Linked DNA regions of Mus musculus: regions 1, 2 and 4 are each linked to region 3. A link is a contact called in ENCODE Hi-C or POLR2A ChIA-PET data. All regions are on one chromosome and are shown on one strand. The core of a region is the stretch at or near the end of the contact, and the rest is flanking DNA. Distances in the headings are between cores, read along the strand shown. Region 1 holds the start of Usp5 (ubiquitin specific peptidase 5 (isopeptidase T)). Region 2 holds the start of Spsb2 (splA/ryanodine receptor domain and SOCS box containing 2). Region 3 holds the start of Gapdh (glyceraldehyde-3-phosphate dehydrogenase). Region 4 holds the start of Cd9 (CD9 antigen).

Region 1 (4,934 bases), core at 1,263-3,762, 340 kb after region 3:
AGCGCTGGGTGGCGTCCCGGCCAGGTACAATTCTAGCACTCCAGTACTGAAGTAGGATTGCCTCAAGTTCCAGGCCAGCCTGGGATACAACGGGAGGCCTTGACTTAAAAAGAAAATGGGAAAAGACAAAAACAGCCGATCAGCGGACAAAGGAGCTTGTTAGCAAACCTGATGGCCCTAGTTGGAGGCCAAGAAGCTACACGTAGAAGGGGAGAACTGACTCCCTCAAATTGTCCTCTGACCTTCACATGTGAACTGTGCCAGGTGTGGGCCTCCACCCCCACCCCCAAATCTGTGTTAGAAAATGTTTTTAAGTGAGAAAGGTCCCATACAGGAGGATAGAAACCCTGGCATGCTTAAGACCTTTGGTTAAAACCCCAGACAAAAAAAAACCAAATAAATAAACAACAACAACAACAACAACAACAACCCAGTAAAACAAAAATGGTGGTGAAAGCACCCTAGAATAGGTGTCAGTTTCAGGCACCCCCTGAGCCCATCACTTGCCTGGACCACTGATCTTCATGGGTGTCCGTGCAATGCCAAGAGTAGGAGAGCGGGGATCTGGGTCTTGTGCCTGTTTGAGACCGTTCAGCTGTTCTGCTGGTAGGCTTGGCTGTGGAGAGCTCTCTACCTGTCAATACCACAGGTTAGAATAAGTCTGGGCCCTGGGCTGGAGAGATGGCTCAGCGGTTAAGAGCACTGGCTGTTCTTCCAGAGGTCCTGAGTTCAATTCCCAGCAACCACATGGTGGTTCACAACCATCTGTAATGGGATCTGATGCCCTCTTCTGGTGTGTCTGAAGACAGCAACAGGGTACTCATATACAAAATAAATAAATAAATCTTTAAAAAAAAAAAAAAGTCTGGGCCCTGACCTTTATCTCCTCCCCATATTTCTAGCCAGACCTGCGACTGCCCAGTGCAGGTTAAAGAATGCAGAAAGTTGCCAGGCACGGTAATGGCACATGCCTTTTATCTCAGTACTTGGGAGGCAGGAGGATCTCTATATGTTTGAGGCCAACCTGGTCTCCATTGTGACAGGGCTACATGGTGAGACCCCGTCTTTAAAAAAAAAAAAAAAAAAAAAAGGCAGAAAGTCAGCTAATGAAAAAAGAGATCATGTATTTGAAAGACAGCAAGGAGGGGTATACGGAAGGGTTTGGAGGGAGGGACAGGCAGATATGACAAGATTATATTAGAGCCTCAAAAATAAATAATAAAAGGGGGAGGGATGGAGAAAGTAGGGTTCCAGTGGCAGTGGGAATGAGGGCTCATGTAAACAAGCTAGGCAGAGGCCCGCATCCAGACAGCCTCCCTGCATTCCCCAGCCCAGCCCAGTATACCTGAATAGGAGTGCGCTGGATGCCAGCACTAGGTGAACGAGGGTCTGCTACTCGAGCCACTTGCTTGTTGCGTGGCAGAGGCCGTGCTGGAGTGCCTGAGACGCTCTGAGTCGAACCCATCTCCACTGGGGCTGGGGACGGGGCCCGGCTGTGCAGATGCAGAGGAAGGGACGTCCGTCAGAAGAGACTCAGAGCTTACTGCTTCCGTGTCGGACCTCTGACCCCATACCCACCCGATCTTCCCAGCTTCCAGCAGAGGAACCTCCGGGTCGCTAGCCCAGAGAACTCTGCAAGGATAACGAATGGAGATTTTTAACAGAGCAGTCAGGTCTGCGGGAGCCTTCGTATTTAACCACTAATTCATTCACATTACTTACCGGGCCCCAGCTCGACCTCTGCCCGAACACCAGCTAGAGAAATAACTCCCAAAGCCCGGAGTTTCAAACTTCCCTCCACGCCCCCTGCCCCGACCCTATTGGCTAAGCCGAAGCAGACTCTCATAGGCCAGTTGTGGAAAATGCGCCTTCCGGAGCAGAAAGCCATTGGTCTGAAGGATGTCTATCATGAGGACTGGCCAATGGGCTGAGGACTGGCTTGCCCTCCGGTGGTGGCTCCGTGAGCTGGGGACTTTTGTTTAGTATCAGCCTGACAGCGGTGGACTTGATGGGTGCCACTCGGCCTTTCTGTTTCATTAAACAAAATAGAATGAGTTATCAGACTGTATGCACAAAGCCAGCTGGAGACGGAGTTAATATGGTTTGTCTAAAGCGAAACAGCCATCCTTATTGGTTGACGGAGTTATCACGCATCTCTCAAAATCGCCTCATTGACTACTGCTTTTCAAATACCAAGACAAGTGCTTTCTGATTGGACGAGTCCTTGGCAAAGTTTCAGTAATCAATGCGTTTAAACAATTCACAGTTTCTGCTCTGCACGTAAGGCATTCTAGAGTCCTTGAATCACAGCTCCTGCAACTCCCAGCCCTCCTGGAACCGCCACATGAGCACTTGCCCTGGGAGAGCAGGATTGGTCCTTTCGGCCATCAGTTGTACCCGCGGCGCTTTTTATTGGTATTCGCTGAGTGGGGGCAGAGGGTGGAGCGCCAGGAGGCAGGCTGGGTCCAACTGCCGATCTCGCGCGTCTTGCCTTTAGCGCATGCGCACACTGAGTCGCGCTCATTGGATGCGAGAGACGGAGGGGGGCGGTACTAGGTACAGTGGGAGCTGCTGTGTGAGGAGGAGCTGCTGCCGGTGTCATGGCGGAGCTGAGTGAAGAGGCGCTGCTGTCAGTGTTACCGACGATCCGTGTCCCCAAGGCGGGAGACCGGGTCCATAAAGACGAGTGCGCTTTCTCTTTCGACACGCCGGTAAGCCCATTCCCCACGCCCGCGACGACCACGACTTCCTTCCATTGCCCTGGTCATTCGGCCAGGCCTGCAAACCTTGGGCTACCGCCTCCTTGCGATGCACCCTGGGACTTGTAGTTTTCTCCATACCTCTCTGCTTTTGCTTTTCATTCTCTGTAGCTGTAGTATGACTACCACTCCCGGAAGCTACAGCTCTCGCCTTGCCCACTCCTGGTCTCGTGAAGCATTATGGGCATTGTAGTTGGCCATGTCCCTAGTTCCTATTCTAAGTTCGAATTGTAACCCGTACGGCGAACTACATCCCCCAGGCGACTCCCAGAAAAACCCTTGAATGTGGCCTTGCACGTTGCGCAGGGCTCTCCGGGTTTTGTAGTTTCATGTGGGAGGAGTAGGGGCGACTCCCCGCTGTTCAGGGCAAGGGTTGAGATTGGGAAGGTATGTATCCTGCAGCTTCTAGTCTGGAAGAGGATGCCAATCTGTGAAGAAGTCCGATTTAGAGAAACACTGAGTTAAATAGCCTCCACTAGTGGTTAATTTGGACAGGGGATGAGGAGGTGGGCCATTGGTCAGGGAGGAGGAAAAATACCCAATGGAGAGTTCTAGTCGTTTTTTCCTTTGAAGTGAACTATAGCCGCGACCCCTCCCATTCCTCCGTCCTTCACAGGTTGCCGAGACAACCCCTCTCTCAAGTATTCCTTAGAAAGGGTTTCTTTGGAGGATGCTAAGGCCCCTTTCTCGTCTTGCTCCCACTCTTGTCTAGTTAGACAAAGCCGCCACCCACACCGTGCTTCACGTTCTGCAGGCTCCACCTTGTACCTCCCTTCCTGCAGTTCTGCCTTCCTGTGTCATCTTCAGCCAGAGAGGAGCCTTCAGGCCCTAACTGAAAGGGCCGCAGTTTGGTTGGGATCCGCCCCCTTCATCACCCCTCCCCTCTAGCGGTTGTTGGGCCCTGCCCAGAGCTTTAAGCCAGACCAGCTCATGGCCTGAAAACTGCAAGTCAGACTGGAAAGGCTTCATTAATGCATCCCCAGTGCCAAGTATAGCAGCATAATGTGATGCCCACTTCAGGACCAGTCCTGTGATTTGTGCTTTGCTTGGTTTGCTGGGCTTTGATCAGCGCCCCAGATAAGCTCTGCTTCTCTCAGGTTGGCCTTAGTAGAAGTAAAGGATGATTGCCCGGCACGGTTTTCCACCAGCGATGAAGCCAGCACCTTTTATTTTCATCTGAAGAGTTACTTGAGTGTTCTCACCTTCCTCCCAGGGACGAAAGGTAGAAATCAGTGGGTCAGTGTTTACACTTAAAGACAAGACAGTTGTTCTTGTCTCTCCTTGGTACTTTATATGACTGGAAAATAATGTTTTTGTTTGTTTATTTGTTTTGTAATTTTTCCAGCACCTTCCCTTTTTCATTCTGAGGCAAGGGCTCTCCAGCCTACTTGACGTAGTAACAAACTGAAGCTGGTCAGATCATCTTCTCATTCTTTTTATGGAAGCAAGAGAGTGTAGCTAAGCTTTGTGGTGAGAAATGCTTTATTAATGAACACTGCGGTCTACACTATTCTAGGAGTGGTGCAGTGTAATTTACTGGTCCACTAACTGCCTCAGATACCATACTGTCCTAACTTTACTATCACAGTGGAGAAAATTTCAAGGCCTCTAAGACTTATATCCCAGGAAGAGGATGCCTGTGGCTCAAAGCCTTGGATCTGAGATAAGACTCCTTTCCAGCTTCCTCTCCCACTTGCTCTGTCACTCTTATAGTGGCACTCACACGTAAAAACACATTGGAAGACTGGCCTAGTTTTAGGGGAGCCTGTCTTTCCCTCCTCAGCTGTGATTCAGGGTGGGCACTAATTTTCCCTGTTCTTCTTGACTTTTATGTTGTCTGGCTCTCTCAGCAAGTGTTGCCAGATTGTTCTGGGATATCTCAAACAGGTTTGGTGGCAACAAACCTGTCACCCCAGGCAGGCCTGGGAGGCTGAAACAGAAGAAAAGTCTAGGTCAGCCTGGGCTACAGAGTGAGTTCCAGGCCAGCCCTGGTTACAGGAGGAGATCCTGTCTCAAAAATAAACAAATGAAATAAATAAAAAGGGATAGCTTTGAGGTTATAGGTTGATGGACCTTGAGTGGAGCTCTTACAGGAGAGGTGTCAGGCAGGGGTAGCTAGTGACTGTAAAATGATGGCTTTCGTGACCTAAATTAGCTTCAGGTTTGGTTGTAAGT
Region 2 (5,255 bases), core at 2,697-5,196, 360 kb after region 3:
CTGGATCCCAAAATTGCTGTGGCCGCACAGAACTGCTACAAAGTGACCAATGGGGCCTTCACTGGGGAAATCAGGTGAGATGGAGGCAGAGAGGGATGTAGAGGGAAAACCTTCCTCGTGAGGGCTTCTTGCCGAACTTTGGTGTGTGTTTGTTTTAGCCCTGGCATGATCAAAGACTTAGGAGCCACCTGGGTCGTGCTGGGGCACTCAGAAAGAAGACATGTCTTTGGAGAATCAGATGAGGTCAGTAAACAGGAGGGGAGATAGGGGATGCTTTGATCCTGGGGGAGAGGGTATCTTACCTACCTAGCATTTGTTCTTCAACAGCTGATTGGCCAGAAAGTGAGCCACGCCCTAGCAGAGGGACTCGGGGTGATCGCCTGCATCGGGGAGAAGCTAGACGAAAGGGAAGCCGGCATCACCGAGAAGGTCGTGTTCGAGCAAACCAAGGTCATCGCAGGTATCTCTGCAGACACGGCTCTCTGAGTCTAGCAAAGGCCACAGGGATGGAGGCGGGAGGTCAAAGGTCCCACAGCCTGCCTGAGTCATACTGACCCCGGGGAAAGAGGGCGACCTGAATGGTTCTTGTCACTGTTCCTACAGAAGGCTCAAACCCCACCTTCAAAAGCTAGCAGGGTCTGTGGGTAAAGCCTGAGGCCCTGAGTTTGAGTCCTCCAAAGACAGCCACGTGGTAGGAAAGATCCAGCTTCTACAAGTTGTCCTCTGCCCTCATATGTGTGCTATAGCTTGTACACACGCACGCGCACACACGCACGCACAAGTTGTTTCTAAAAGGGGGAAGGAGAAGCCCACCAGGGGCTGTAGGCCATAACTGTTATAACAGGAGAGCTTGGCGGGTCAGCTCCTTCCTACTCACTCTCCTCTCTGCCCCACAGATAATGTGAAAGACTGGAGCAAGGTGGTCCTGGCCTATGAACCTGTGTGGGCCATTGGGACTGGCAAGACGGCAACCCCTCAGCAGGTAACTACCCAGAGCTCCTCAGCCTGTCCGGCTTTAACAGACTCACACAGCTATGGAGCCCATCCAAGCCCCTTTAGAGACAGAGGGCCCCCAAACTCACCAAGGAGAGTGACTTTGCCAAAAATGTTCATTCCAAGCCTGGTGGGATTGGAGCCTTGCCACTCTCTGGTCCCGGGGCTTTTCTGGAAACTCAACTCTATGTGAGAACCAGTGGTTTTTACTCCTTGAATGATAGATAGGAAGGAGCTTACTTAGTAGCTCTGCCTCCTCCTTCTAGGCACAGGAAGTACACGAGAAGCTCCGGGGATGGCTGAAATCCAATGTCAATGATGGGGTGGCTCAGAGCACCCGGATCATTTATGGAGGTGAGTGGCTTTGGCTCTAGCTAAGACGGAAATGGGCTAAGACAGACTGAGGCTGCCTTGCACAGAGAGGTGGGGCTTAAGTGTTCTGATCATAGACCTGACCAAACTGTCTTCTTGTTCCTGGTACAGGTTCTGTGACTGGAGCAACCTGCAAAGAGCTGGCAAGCCAGCCTGACGTGGACGGCTTCCTTGTGGGTGGCGCATCTCTCAAGCCTGAATTTGTGGACATCATCAATGCCAAACAATGAGCACTGCCCATCCCTCTACCTGCCTGCATAGCATGGACTAGGTTGCCCAGAAGTTTAGTAACTGCTCCCACCGGTCACATGCTTCTGATGACATCATCTGCCCCATCTTGTGGCCTAATCCACGCTGTACCCTCCTGAGCCGTTTCCACCGCCCTATTATGGTTGGGACCAGGCCAATCCCTTTACCACTTACAGTGGGTAGAATCAACTGTCACCAAGGTGGCTCCTAGTGAGGGGAGGGAGTAGAACTGACTGTCCCTTTGGGCCCTGACAAGTGAAATCACCTTCCATTGGTTTGGGCTGGAAACTCATGGTTGGAGCACAGGAAGTGGGCTTCGTGTCACTTTGGCCTGTCACTTAGATGGCCTTGGCTCTAGCTTCACTCCCAAGTTCTACTGGATGTCTGATGCAGAAATTCAGAGCTTTCGGGTCTGAATTCGGTATACATGAGACCCTAAGAGGCCTGGGATAGTCCCCTCCCCCACGGTGCCAAAGCCCCTGTATTGTGTTTGTGAACCATCCTACATGTAAGGGAAATAAACACCTGGGCCTGAGCTTTGTGGGTTGTCATAATTCCTTAAGACAGTGATGGGGCTCTAGCCTGGGGTGGGGGAGTGTAAAACAAAACAAAAAACAATAATGAAACAGGTTGTGACAATACATCTCATTTTTTACTTCAAAAACCTCTTTGTCCCAGGCTGCCATGGTGTTTAATATCATTTCTATATGTCTTGCTCCTGTGAGAAGGGGAGGTGAAGGGGTCCAGCCCCCCCCCCCCAGCTTCACCAGCTTTTTAAAGTTGTCTAGGCCAGCGGGTGCCTCTCCACCTGTCCCCACGGTAGGGTGCCAGCACACCCTGTACTACTGGGTCATTTGTAGAGCAGATAGCGCTTCATGGCAGGGGGCAAAGGCAGAGTGGATATTTGACCCAGCCGGGTGTCCCCCAGAGCATGGCGCACACACAGGCGGCTCAGGTGCAGAAGGGATTGTGGTTCCTCCACTGCGGAGAGAGAAGGAAGACAAGGTAAGTAAGCAACTCCAGGCATCCTTGAACTTGAGATCCTGCTCAGGCACCCTTCCTTCTTCCTCCATTTCCACCGCCACCTCAGCTGAGGGAGACCCAAAGGCTCTGAATTTGTGCATCACATCCAATAGGGATTGGGAGTGAAGCTAGATCCAAGGCCATCTAAGTGACAGGCCAAAGTGACAAGAAGCCTACTTCCTGTGCTCCAACCATGAGTTTCCAGCCCAAACCATTGCCAAGAGTAGTGATCTCCCCACACCTAGTCCGTATCTCACCTCTTCTTTCGCCCATGTAGCGGATGCGGACCTGGCACTGGCCCCAAACAGCACTTACAGAGGGATAGAGGGTCCTCCCCTTCAGTCCACGGAAGGCTGGTCCCAGGTACGTGCCCCCAATAGAGTAGCCAAGAGTCCCCTCCTCCATGTCCAGAACCACCAGCAGTCTCTCTGGCACCACTAGCTGCTCACCCTGAGGTCCAGCTGGATACTGGGGGGCCTCGAGGCCCTTACTCTGATGATACAATTTTCCCCGCCCAATATCCCAGCCCCAGGACTCGCTGTTGCTGCCCAAAAGCGCCGCATAGTGGTCAGCCTGCAGCGGGGCGAGGGCGGTGGCCACGCCCACCACGGCGTGTGTGCCCCTTTGCTCCAGGGGCCAGCTGATCTCCCAGGCGTGCAGACCTCTCGAATAGCCCCGTTTCCCCCGGACTCCATCAGTGCTCTGGGCCACAGGGCGCCGCTCAAAGCACAGACCCCCTTCCTTGACATCGATGTTCTCGGAGCAATCCTTGGGGTTCCAGCCGTGGTGCCGTTGGGCAACCAGGTCAGGAGGGGGAGCAGACAGGAGCTCCTCCAAGCCCTCGGGAGGAGAGAAGTCCGAGTACAGAGCCTGCGAGGTAGGGGTGCTGCTGCTGCCCCTTGCCAGGGCCGTCTGGCCCATGAGGAGAGCCGCTGAAGAACTTCTCAAAACAGGCTTGCTGGGGCGTCTCGCTTTTGAAAGTTGAGCTCCGGATCGTCCCCTGGAGTGGTGTGGAGACAGAAAGGACTGTTAGGCGCATCATCTTTCCCTAGGACTCCCATCCGTTCACCGGTGTATGCCAACCAGCCTGGTCTTCCCTTGGTCCCCTAACCATCCCAGGTCTATCACTCTGCTTTCACCCTATCTGTGTCGCGCCCCCCAAGTTTCTCAGGAGCTCTCTCTCCCTCAGACCTTACCGTGAACCGTCCCCTTGCTGGCTCTAACGCCGGGCCCCTACCCCGCACCTCACTGTCCCCCTAGCTCGCAGAGACCTCTGTGGAAGTACAGATAGGGAAGGCTAGAAGCGCCCCTGACCAGCCACTGCTTCCGGCTCCAGCGGGGCTGCGGACGCCCGCCCGCGCTCCGCCCCTGGGCTCTGTGGACGATTAACCCTATCGTCACCTCCCAGACCACGGCGGCCACACCACTTACCGCCTTGAGAACCCACCGGCTACAAAGAATCCAGGCAAAAAATAAGTGACGACTCCAGACGTGGACAAGCGCGCATGCTTTGTGGAGCACACTCTTTGAGTGGGTAACCTCTTGTCCCTCCCAGGACTCCCTGGCGTCAGACTCTTCAGCAGTTTATTTTTCCAAAGCCACCTGACAGCTGCGTGCCCCACCCTCCCCCCCATCCCAGACTAGAATTAACCCTTTGATGACGTCATCGCCTTGGATTCTGTGTGTGTGTGTGTGTGTGTGTGTGTGTGTGTGTGTGTGTAGACTTCTCCACTGGAGACCTTTGCTCTCTCTGCCTGAGCTAGTCATTCCTGAGGCCCTAAGATCAGTAAGCGGCCTTGACACCCTTCCTGAACTCCTGCTCCTGTGTTCAGGAGAATGTAGGGATTGAGACTACTGTCCCCTGCGGCTCCCTAGGTTGCTGAAGCCTTAGTCCTTCATCCTCCTGCTTCAGCCTCCTGAGTAATGGAACTACGAGTGGGCACGCTGTCTGGTGGATGTGTGCTTTAAGGGTTAGTTTTGAGTGTCGTTTGATCATTAGCTACATTATCATGGAGAGGTTGCTGTTGAAGTTTGACCTCCTCGAAAGCCTCTTGATAACAGTTCAAAAATCCCAAAGTGGCTGGGCAGTGGTGGTGCAACACCTATAATCCCAGCACTTGGGAGGCAGAGGCAGGCGGATCTCTGAGTTCAAGGCTAGCCTAGTCTACAGAGTGAATCTATGCCAGGGCTAGACAGAGAAACCTTATCCCAAAAAAATCCCATAATGCCACCGTGTGTGTGTGTGTGTGTGTGTGTGTGTGTGTGTGTGTGTGTGAGAGAGAGAGAGAGAGAGAGAGAGAGAGAGAGACTGTAACCTCTGCTGGCCTAGAACTCCCTATGTAGACCACGTTGAACTCAAACTCACACTGATCAGCCTGCCTCTGCCTCCTGAGTGTTGGCATTAAAGGTGTGTACCCTGTGCCCAGCCTAATTTTAACCTTGTTGTTGTTGTAGTTATTGTTGTTTGGATGGCTTTGAAATAGTCTCTTGTAGCCCATCCTAGGACAGGACGGGCTCTGTAGCCAAGAGCTGGTCTTGAATCCCTGTTTCTCTTAGCTCTGCTTTCAGATGCTAGGATTCTAAGGGTATGATTCATACCCGGCTAATTTTAACTTAAT
Region 3 (4,937 bases), core at 2,347-4,846:
GACTGCTTCTTTAGAGTAGTTTCATGTTTAAAGCAAAAGTCAGTAAGTAGAGCTCCCATATGCTCTGTCCCACACCCGCATGGCCTCCACCCCATGACCTTCTTGTCCTGGTATACGTGGTCCTGGATGAAGGAACGTGATTGACAGATCAGCATCCAAAGTCCACTCACTGGACACAGTGGCACATACTTACCACTTGTGTCATACTGGGCATTTTCAGGACTTTGAGGTCACCTTACCCCCCACCCCTGTGGTGGCATCAGTTAGTTGGAATCACAGTTTCAGATTGGTTTCTTTAGTTTTCTCTCTTTTCATGGCTATTTCTTTTTAAGCAGGGAGATAATGTTTCCAGCCCTGTCTTTAACTTTCTGTCCTCCAGGCTATAATAGATGAATTTGAGCAGAAGCTTCGTGCCTGTCACACCAGAGGCATGGATGGAATAGAGGAGTTTGAAACTGGCCAGGGAGGCAGCCAGCGAGCCCTGTCTGCCAAGAAACCCTCCGCTGGTATGAGAGGGATGCAAGCCCACATGGGGCTCCTATGAGTGGTCCCCACCCTTTTTTTGTTCCTTTGTGGTTTGTTTTTGGTTTTGAAATGGTCCCCTTGCCTTTCTTTTCTAGTCTCAAGGCTACAGCCTCTGACTTCTGTAGACTCAGACAATGACTTTGTCACACCTAAGCCGCGACGTACCAAACCTGGTCGTCCACAAACTCAGCAGCGCAAGAAGTCCCAGAGGAAAGCCAAAGTTGTCTTCTTGAGTGACGAGTCCAGTGAGGACGGTATGATACACCCTCCCAACAGATCAGCTGCCTGTGTGGGGTCTTCCAGTGGGGCTTGCCTAGCTGTGGATTCATTCTTCCTGGCCATGTCTTCCTCACTATGCAGCTCGGCTGACTTTCACAGTGTGCCGTGTGCGTGTGTGTTTGTGTGTGTGTTTGTGTGTGTGTGTGCACACGTGTGCGCGTGCGCACGCGCGCATGTGTTTACTTTGAGATCCATTTTGCCCCATCTTTATGACTCAGCTTTTGTTCCTATAATTCTTTGAATAGAACTTTCAGCAGAGATGACAGAAGAAGAGACACCCAAGAGAACCACCCCCATCCGCAGAGCATCTGGGCGAAGACACAGGTCCTAGGAGCTGCCTTTGCCTACTCCCGTCCCTGCCGTGCAGGGTATCTTACTGGATGATCTTGGATTCAGTGCCCCCCCCCCCTTGTAGAAGTGCTTGTTGTCTGTGGTTTTAACATGGAAATGGCCTTTGCATTGAGGTCTTTCTCTTAGAGCCCTGCTGCCACTTTCCCTTTCTCCGAGCCTGTGCCAATTGCTGTTTTCTAATGAATAAATGTTTTTATAGACTTTTAAGCATCCTGTCCTGGCTGGTCTGTCCCATCCTTAGCCCTGAGCTGTGTCTGGATCTTCATGGCCCCTGTGGTGCCTCATCCTTGCACAACTGAAACTCTGCTGTGCAGAATTATGCGGTTTCTAGGTTCACGTGAACAGTTCTCAGCAGTCTGGGGTACTTTGCACCCCAGAAAACATTCGGTAATACCTAGAGACTTATTTCTGTTTGCCTTGTGGGGCAGGGGGCTGCAGTGAAAGCCTTAAGATGAAGGCCACCTTCATGCACATTGTGCCCCATAACACAGCATGTCAGGAGTACACAACTTGAGAAATGCTGCTCTAGACCTAAGGTTTGTTTCCTCTGTGCGCCCCACCCCATCCCCCGAAGACTGGCAAATGACTCAGCCTGGCTAATGGCAGAGATTATGAACCCCACTCAGTTCTATAGGTGACAAGGTCCATCGCCCCAGAGCCAGTCCTTCACTACACTAAGGGGTCTGCAGGAGGTCCAGCTGTAAGCCATGCTGTGTGCCCACCATCCCCAAGCCCTTAATCTGCTGAGTCACTTGGAGCAGGAGGCACAACTGCTGTTTCTGCTGCCATGACAACAGCACAGTGCTGCTGAAGTGCTCCCTACCTCTTGGTGAGGGGACAGTAATGATAGATGACAGGCGTGAGGCAAAAGGGAAGGTGCACCTCTGAAACACTAGGTTAGGGCTGGGCTATGGAAGGGCTCTTTGGGTAGGAAAAGGGTTAACGCTGTGCATAGAGCCTCGGTAGGAAGGCAGAAAAGGGACTCTGAATCTGCCATGCCTCTCCTCCCCACCACTGCGCTGGGGCCACTCCCACCCTTCCCACCCTGTTCATCTGGCCTGCTCCCCGCTCATGGGAAGCCTGGGCACGGGCCACACAGCTGTCAGTCTAACACAGCCTTGGCTCTGGGGCCCCAAGGAGGTAGGGCAATCTGGAAGGGCAAGGAGCCAAGACTAGATTTGGGGTGCAGCCCAGCGTGCTCCCTGCCTTTTAAGCAAAGGTTATCACCAGGCCAGCTAAACTTAGCAATAGGCTCTTGAGCTAGATGAGCAGGGGGCTGGTTTCATGTTGCACTGGCCTAGCAAAGAGGCGCCAGAGTCCCCCTGCCCTGCACCTGCTACAGTGCTCCCAAGCCCTTCCACCCTTCCCAGCCTCCCTACCCTTCGGAGTGAAGAATCCCGGTCTCGAAAAGACAAAATAAAACCAAAGAATGCCTTTTCTCCCTTCCACTTGTGGCAAGAGGCTAGGGGCTTCCCTGTCCTGGCTCAGGGGTATAATATTTCCTCTCCTGTGTTCTCCCCTCACTGATCTCACCCTGTGTCCACGAGGGCAGCCAAAAAAGGAGAGTCCCTGGCTCCAGGGCCAGTCAGCACGTCCCTGGATGGGGAGGGACTTCCGCCCTCACGTCCCAACTCTCCACCCTGGGGCTACAGTGGGTGAAAGGGGCAGTGTCTCCTAGCCTGGGCGGGGCAGCTCTCAGGTTCCGAGGAGGGATACTATAGGAGGCCTCTGAGCCTCCTCCAATTCAACCCTTAAGAGGGATGCTGCCCTTACCCCGGGGTCCCAGCTTAGGTTCATCAGGTAAACTCAGGAGAGTGTTTGTAAGTCTCAATTATCAGGTTTCCAGGCTGCAGGGCATCCTGACCTATGGCGTAGCAATCTCCTTTTCAAGCGTCTTCCTGGCCACCCCCTTGCCCTCACAGCGCGGTACACAAGCCAGGCCTCTGGCCAAAGACAGAAGCCAGGAGGGGGGGGGGGGCAGATAGGGAAATGGGGCTCCTGAGGGCTCCCGCGGGAGGAAAAGTGCCCCCACCCTGGCATTTTCTTCCACTCTTTTTTTTTTCGGGGGGGGGGGTTGCTGTGTCACTACCGAAGAACAACGAGGAGAAGATCCTCAACTTTTCCGCAGCCTTTTCAATAATGGGGAGAGGTTCGATGATGCAGTGGCAGGGAGACCCACACTTCTCCATTTCCCCTGTTCTCCCATTTTACTCGGGAAGCAGCATTCAGGTCTCTGGGTCCTGGATGTCCTTGGTGCACACTCCAAGGACTCCTCGTCCTTAAGTTCATAGTCTGTATTCCCTGAGTCCTATCCTGGGAACCATCACCCGGTCACCTCCTGAGCGGGGCAATCTCAGCTCCCCTCCCCCTATCAGTTCGGAGCCCACACGCTTGGTGCGTGCACATTTCAAAAATGAGGCGGGTCCAAAGAGAGGGAGGAGGGGAAATGAGAGAGGCCCAGCTACTCGCGGCTTTACGGGTGCACGTAGCTCAGGCCTCTGCGCCCTTGAGCTAGGACTGGATAAGCAGGGCGGGAGGCGGGGCGCGCGTCATCAGCTCCCCCCCACCATCCGGGTTCCTATAAATACGGACTGCAGCCCTCCCTGGTGCTCTCTGCTCCTCCCTGTTCCAGAGACGGCCGCATCTTCTTGTGCAGTGCCAGGTGAAAATCGCGGAGTGGGCCGCAGGAGGCCGGGGACAGTCGGAAACTGGGAAGGGGAGTGGGCACTGTACGGGTCTAGGGATGCTGGTGCGAAGTGTGCAAGCCGGACCCAGGCTCCGCATTGCAGGGGGGGGATGATGGAGGACGTGATGGGGCGCACGGCGGGAATGGAGGCGGGGTGGGGGAGGGGACTGCCTGGTGTCCTTCGGGCCACGCTAATCTCATTTTCTTCTCCTGCAGCCTCGTCCCGTAGACAAAATGGTGAAGGTCGGTGTGAACGGGTGAGTTCCAGGGCGGGGCCCTGCTCCGTTGCCTACGCAGGTCTTGCTGACCCGGGGGCTCTGCAGTACTGTGGGGAGGTGGATGAGGTGGCCGAAGCGCCCAAGGAGACCTCAAGGTCAGCGCTCGGACCTGGCGATGGCTCGCACTTGCGGCCCCCAGCTGCTGCACCTCTGGTAACTCCGCCTTTGCGGGGATGAGCGGCCCGGAGTCTTAAGTATTAGGAACAACCCCACGCGCCCGTTCAGACCCATCCCGTAATCCCCAGTCCGGGGCTTCTTTCTTTACTTTCGCGCCCTGAGGAGTCACGTGCCAGGAGGGAAGCCCCTCCCCCATCTCCCCCTTCCTCGGGGTCGGTGGCATGGCGTTGTGAGGTGCATACCTTTGCGCATCATCTCCCAGGCTTGGGCTTCCTTTAGGGTAACTGGCCGCCGCCATGTTGCAAACGGGAAGGAAATGAATGAACCGCCGTTATGAAATCTTGCTTAGGCCTTCCTTCTTCCTAGCTTGTGACTAACCTCATTCCTCTCGGCTGGGTGGAGTGTCCTTTATCCTGTAGGCCAGGTGATGCAAGGCTTCCGTGCTCTCGAGAGAGTTCTACCTCACAATCTGTCTCACCTTATTAGCCTTAAAAGCCCTTGAGCCTTATTGTCCTCGGGCATAATGCGTATTCTAGATTATTCTCTGAAAATCAAAGCGGACTTACAGAGGTCCGCTTGACCTCCCAACCCCAGAGGTAGTTATGGCGTAGTGCAGAGCCGTGGGATGGGGAGCTGAGTCATGGTGGTTCTGAAAAGAAATTTTCCACCACAAAATGGCTCCTGTAGTAGCAGCCCCTTCC
Region 4 (4,936 bases), core at 1,207-3,706, 330 kb before region 3:
GAGGCAGGCGGATTTCTGAGTTCGAGGCCAGCCTGGTCTACAGAGTGAGTTCCAGGACAGCCAGGGCTACACAGAGAAACCCTGTCTCGAAAAAACAAACAAACAAACAAAAATAGAACTGTTCTCTTAAGATGGATGGACTCCCACCAGAACAGTACAAGGAGACCTTATTTTCTCCCTATCCCAGCTCTGCCTCCTTCCTTGTCCTCTGCCCTCGCTCCCCCACAGCCAGTAGCTTCCCTGGCACAGACAGTTGCCATGTCTTTGTGTTTCTAGGCCCTCACACACAGCTCCTCCTGGATGGCCACTCTCTGCTCCGCTGATGCCTCCTGACTTCCAAAGTCATAGATAGCGCCTGCGTGGGGCCTAGCTCAGATTGACTCGGGGATGTCCACAGAATTGCCTGTTAGGGTCTCTCGAACCCCTATCCGTGGATAAAGGTGCCTTCATGGCACTACACTCAACAAGAATAACGTGGTAAAACTAAGAAAATTTAGAAGAAGCGAAAGAAGCTCTTAGAGATTCGGCTTCTGCTCAGACTCTCCCTCTGGCTCCCACATGACTCCTCGGCAGACTTTTAGGTCCCATTGCCGCTCCTACCTTCCCATAGGTCCCAAACTGGTCACACCCCCTAACGGAGCTCCATTTTTCATTTTACCTAACCGCACCTCCTCAAATGCATTCGGATTTTCTGTCCAGTGCCCCAAGGTTTTACACCAGGGAGTGGAGATACAAACAAGGGTCCCTAACCGCACAGCACTTGCAGGCTGCCCTCTTGTCCCGTGCCCACACACAGTCAAGGGGTTCACCTGACACTCCCGGGGTTCACCTTCACTCTCAGAGGACAAGGTCCTCACCAGCTCTCTCCAGAAGACCACGGGAGCCCCAGCTCTGCCAGGCTTCCCTGATTGTAACACTTACTTTGTGAGAGCTCTCAAGAGACCCCTAAGTTGACCACACACACCCTCCAAGTCTCCTGCCTGCGTCCTTCTTCCAACTCCTAAGCTGCTTCAGGGAAGACAGAATGTGTTGCTTTCGACTCCTGTTCCCCAGTGAAGAACCTTTCTAAACTAAACTGTGGGAAAAAAAAAAAAAAGGTTTTTAACTGGGTCTATTAATGAATCAGTCTACTTACTGATAAATAGTGAAGCCAGTCTACTGATAAACAGTAAAACAAGAGCTGTGCTATGCTAACAGAGCTGGGTTTGCTATGTGAAAAAGTTTCTTGTTTTTATTTTTTGTTTTTGGGGACCGGGTCTCCTGTGGCGTTGGCCTCCAACGTACTTTAACCCAGGAAAAAAAATTTTAACTCACATTCTTTTTGCTTTCTGATATTTTCTGATGTTTCTGTAATAAGTACGGTTTGCTTTTGCAATGAAGAATGCTAAGGAAACTTCCTGCAGGGGTGAGGAAGAGAAAACTGTAAAGGATATTGAGAAGGGCCTCTTCACCCTGTTGAAAAAATCAAGAAAGAATTTAGAGAGTCACAGAGCAGGACGTGGTGGCCTGAACCGCTCTGGCAGGAGGACTGGAGTTGAAGATAGCCTGAGCTACATAAGCAAATTCCGGGTCAGTAGGTCTACAAACGGCTAAATCCTACTTCAAAAGAAATGAAATCGCTGGGCGTATTGGCACATCCCAGCAGAGGCAGACAGATCTTTATGAGTTCAAGGCCAGCCTGGTTTACACAGGGCGTTCCAAGCCAGATAGGACAGCATAGTAAGACTCTGTCTCAAAATAATAATAGATTTAAATAAAAAAAATAATAAAGCACAATAGAATTTTCACAAGGAGGCAGGGCGGCCAGCATACACCCCTGCAGGCATGGAGGCGCAGCAGAGTAGGGGTGTGGCATCAGGTGTGGCAGGGAATGAACGGAGTAAATACAGGATGAAGAAGGGTTTCAACTCAAGTCTCTGAACGTAGAAAGTTTCTGAGCAAAGTAGAACTGCTCAGATTAGCACCTAGAACATTCTAGCGGCCACCGTGCTCAACTAAGTGCGTTCAGTCCAGAAAGGTTTACAAGGAGGTGTCAGAGAGAACGCAAGCCAGGCAAATAGGGGCTCGCAGACTTGCCTCGGGAATCTGAAAAGGTTCTTAAGATTACATGGCCCTTGGGGGTCTTCCAACGTGAGCTCTTATGCAGAGCCCAGGATGAACTAGGATGAACGGGAAAGGCGAGGCCGGCACTTAACTCCCCGTAAAAGAAGTCGGGTACGGAGGTCCGGAAAGACCCCGAGACGGTGGGAAGAAGGAAGATGGAGGGAAAGAGGATCTTAGAAACCAGACGGCAAAAGTTAGGTGCAGAGAGAGCTCTGCACTGAGGGTGAAACCGAAGTCCCAGAACCTGGGTCTGGGGAGGGGATTAGAGCATGGGCGGGGCAGGTGGGCCGGGGGGCGGGGTCGGCATCCCTCCGCACATGCGCATAGCAGCTGGCCGAGCGCCGTAAGGAGTGGCACTTTTTAAAAGTGGAGCCTCAGGCCAGCCCCTAGCCGCAGCGTGTCTCAGTCGGTTGTCGAGTCCCTTCTGTCCCAGTCGTTCGTGCCTCTTGTCCCACGCAACTCCAGCTTGTACCATGCCGGTCAAAGGAGGTAGCAAGTGCATCAAATACCTGCTCTTCGGATTTAACTTCATCTTCTGGGTGAGTGAGAGGCGACTGTCGGCGCGCTCCTCTCCGAGGCCACCTGTTCTCAGGCCCGAGACGGCGTCCGGGGCGGAGAGTGTCCCGGCGGCCGAGAGCGCCGGGAGCCGCTGGTACTGCGCGCGCCAGGCGGACTCCGGGCGAGTAGAGAAAGGCGCAGCGGCTGCCAGCTGGCCAGGCGGGACTGGCAGGTGGGCGGGAGGAGCAAGTGGGTGGGAGAGCCGAGGGTCCTGGTGGCTCCGGCTGTGCACTTCGCTCCCGGGTCCTTCTACCGCCGAGTATTTGAGATGGGCTCTGTGCCTGCTCCCACCCGGAGCACCCCCGAGTGTGAGAGAGGAGTGAGGGAGGAGCGGAGCAACCTTTTCGAGTAACTCGATGCCCTCCCCGGCCCGCAAGGCTCCTTGCCAGCAGGGCAGTCGAGCGTCTCCCACTTCGGTGGTCCCACAAGTGACAAGGGGTGCTACGGAGGGAGAGGAAGTGGGTGTGGGGAGTCTTCCCTGCACCTGGAGGTCGGACATTCCTTGTTTAGGACCTGAACTCTCAACTGAAAACGTCCATGCCTCTCTCTAAGCTACCTGAAAGACTAGATTGTCTTGATTCTTTTTCAAGAGCGATAACTATCTTGGCTGTAGAGAACTCTGGGAGAGTTAAGAGAAAAGAAGGCGGGGAAGGTGCCTATTGGCGCCTCTAGATGGGATAAATCCGGTGTTTCTGCATTTCCCAGGTAATCAGGTACTGCGGGCTTGAAGCCTCGCTCTAAAAATGTCCAGGTGGGGCCAAGGGGAATGGCCGTTCACCTGCAGAGGGTCCAGAGGCAGGTGCTAGTAGACTCTACAGATGGGCCTCTGGGTAGGGCAACAAGAGAGTGTCCACTCTCCCAAAACTCAGGGACAGAAGCAAGGAAATACACGGAAGACCCTTTTGTCCTGATTCTGAGAGGGCACACTCCCAAACACAAATGGACGGAATTTGCTCCCAGGCAATCAGGAAAGAGCTTAACTAGGCAACTCCTGTGCCACCAGAGACTTTGAACAACAACAACTAAAAAGTCCACTATTCCCTTTGGAGCTGGCCACCGGGATGCTCACCATCTTCCAGCAACTGTAAGGTTTAATACTCTCCAGGGTTGCTTGGAAGTGTTGCACAACCTGCAGAGACTGCCCTGGGTTTCTAGGAGCCACCACACCCATACAACTTAAGAGGATGTCAGAGGACATTCCCTGCTTGTGTTTCCCCAGTTCTGCAGACAGGCAGCCAGCTCCCAGGCTTGGCTTGGTCCACTCATCAGCTTGAGCGCTTTGTTACAAAACAAAGTCTGAAGGCAGCTGGCCCCACCCAACCCCGCCCTGTCCTTTGGGGAGTTTTCCTCCCTCTACCTTTTAGTCTCTTCCCTGCTAGTCTGTCGGTCAGTCCCCAGACGCCTGCATAGATGGTGTGAAAGTTTGGTGCTAAGGGGAAACCACATAGTTGCCTACATCTCCCATCTGCCCCCCATGGCATATGTATGTAAGGGGCTGAGAGGAGGTGCCCATGGCCACCCTATGTCTTCTCATTCTGTTGCCTGCTGGCCTACAGTCTGCCCATCTTGTCTCCTGCTGCCACTTCCGCTCCTATCCAGAACCCTGACAAGTTGCTGCTGGCTGACTCTGCCTCCTGAAGCAGGACAGTCTCACTCTAGAAGGGTTTGACTTTGGGGTTGGGAACTGCATTGGAGATTATGCACCAGCTGGAGGTGCTAGCTCTCGTGTCCACCGTGAGGAACCAGGGTGCCCAAGATCGCAAGCCGAGTTAGTACTGTAACCTCTGGGCCCCTTGTTTGCTCTCTTTACTCTCCTGTCTCTTACCATTAGGGAGGTGGGCGGTTTACTATGTTAATTATTGTTACCTGCCCTACCCTGGGCTCTAATAGGGACAGTCCTGTTACAATCTCTGTGCTAAGTATTTTACAGTCTCCAAAGGCCTCCCCAAGCTCCATGATATAACCAGAGAAAGAAACATTATTCCCATTTTGACCAGAAATCTTGCCCATGATAGGTTAAGTGCTAAAGGCAGGGTCAAGTGATAGGGTATTATCAAGTGAGGTAGTTAGTATTGGGCAGGAGCAAAGGAAGGCTGAGAGGAAACTCCTCAAAATATCTTTTACTACAGGCGGTGATCTCTCTCGGGGGAACCCTTGGGATCATTATGATGTCACCTCTTCAATCTCTTGAGACCAGTGATTTATGAACTTGACATTTGGTGCCTGGTGTGGGCTTTGGAAAGCAGAGGCCACCTTTGTCTGTAGAGGATACTGA

Evidence for each region. A loop is a pair of places that touch in the nucleus more often than their neighbours do. ChIA-PET counts read pairs that join two places held with the same protein, here RNA polymerase II (POLR2A).
Region 1: POLR2A ChIA-PET joins it to region 3 with 62 read pairs in embryonic stem cell. The contact joins the promoter of Usp5 here to the promoter of Gapdh in region 3. POLR2A ChIA-PET finds 5 or more read pairs at or near these places in 4 of 5 experiments (Patski and embryonic stem cell).
Region 2: POLR2A ChIA-PET joins it to region 3 with 16 read pairs in embryonic stem cell. The contact joins the promoter of Spsb2 here to the promoter of Gapdh in region 3. POLR2A ChIA-PET finds 5 or more read pairs at or near these places in 4 of 5 experiments (Patski and embryonic stem cell).
Region 4: POLR2A ChIA-PET joins it to region 3 with 10 read pairs in embryonic stem cell. The contact joins the promoter of Cd9 here to the promoter of Gapdh in region 3. A Hi-C loop is called at or near these places in 1 of 37 maps with a recorded cell type or tissue (T-helper 1 cell). POLR2A ChIA-PET finds 5 or more read pairs at or near these places in 4 of 5 experiments (Patski and embryonic stem cell).

The regions. Positions count from the first base shown.
Region 1 is chr6:124,827,062-124,831,995 of GRCm38, reverse strand. It overlaps Usp5 (ubiquitin specific peptidase 5 (isopeptidase T)), which reads left to right and starts at 2,512. Exons shown (of 20, transcript NM_001326594.1): 1 at 2,512-2,711. The coding sequence starts at 2,601. It overlaps Cdca3 (cell division cycle associated 3), which reads right to left and starts at 1,820. Exons shown (of 6, transcript NM_013538.5): 1 at 1,723-1,820; 2 at 1,346-1,493; 3 at 508-634. The coding sequence starts at 1,465.
Region 2 is chr6:124,807,609-124,812,863 of GRCm38, reverse strand. Spsb2 (splA/ryanodine receptor domain and SOCS box containing 2) reads right to left here and starts at 3,946. Exons shown (of 3, transcript NM_013539.2): 1 at 3,834-3,946; 2 at 2,895-3,637; 3 at 2,248-2,595. The coding sequence starts at 3,558. The coding sequence ends at 2,465. Tpi1 (triosephosphate isomerase 1) reads left to right here. Exons shown (of 7, transcript NM_009415.3): 2 at 1-74; 3 at 159-243; 4 at 328-460; 5 at 897-982; 6 at 1,260-1,347; 7 at 1,477-2,278. The coding sequence ends at 1,595.
Region 3 is chr6:125,164,432-125,169,368 of GRCm38, reverse strand. It overlaps Gapdh (glyceraldehyde-3-phosphate dehydrogenase), which reads left to right and starts at 3,596. Exons shown (of 7, transcript NM_008084.3): 1 at 3,596-3,817; 2 at 4,058-4,098. The coding sequence starts at 4,076. It overlaps Ncapd2 (non-SMC condensin I complex, subunit D2), which reads left to right. Exons shown (of 32, transcript NM_146171.1): 30 at 380-506; 31 at 621-779; 32 at 1,050-1,362. The coding sequence ends at 1,135.
Region 4 is chr6:125,492,280-125,497,215 of GRCm38, reverse strand. It overlaps Cd9 (CD9 antigen), which reads left to right and starts at 2,456. Exons shown (of 8, transcript NM_007657.4): 1 at 2,456-2,642. The coding sequence starts at 2,577. Gm26728 (a long non-coding RNA gene) reads right to left here and starts at 3,783. Exons shown (of 6, transcript XR_869432.2): 1 at 3,731-3,783; 2 at 1,315-1,452.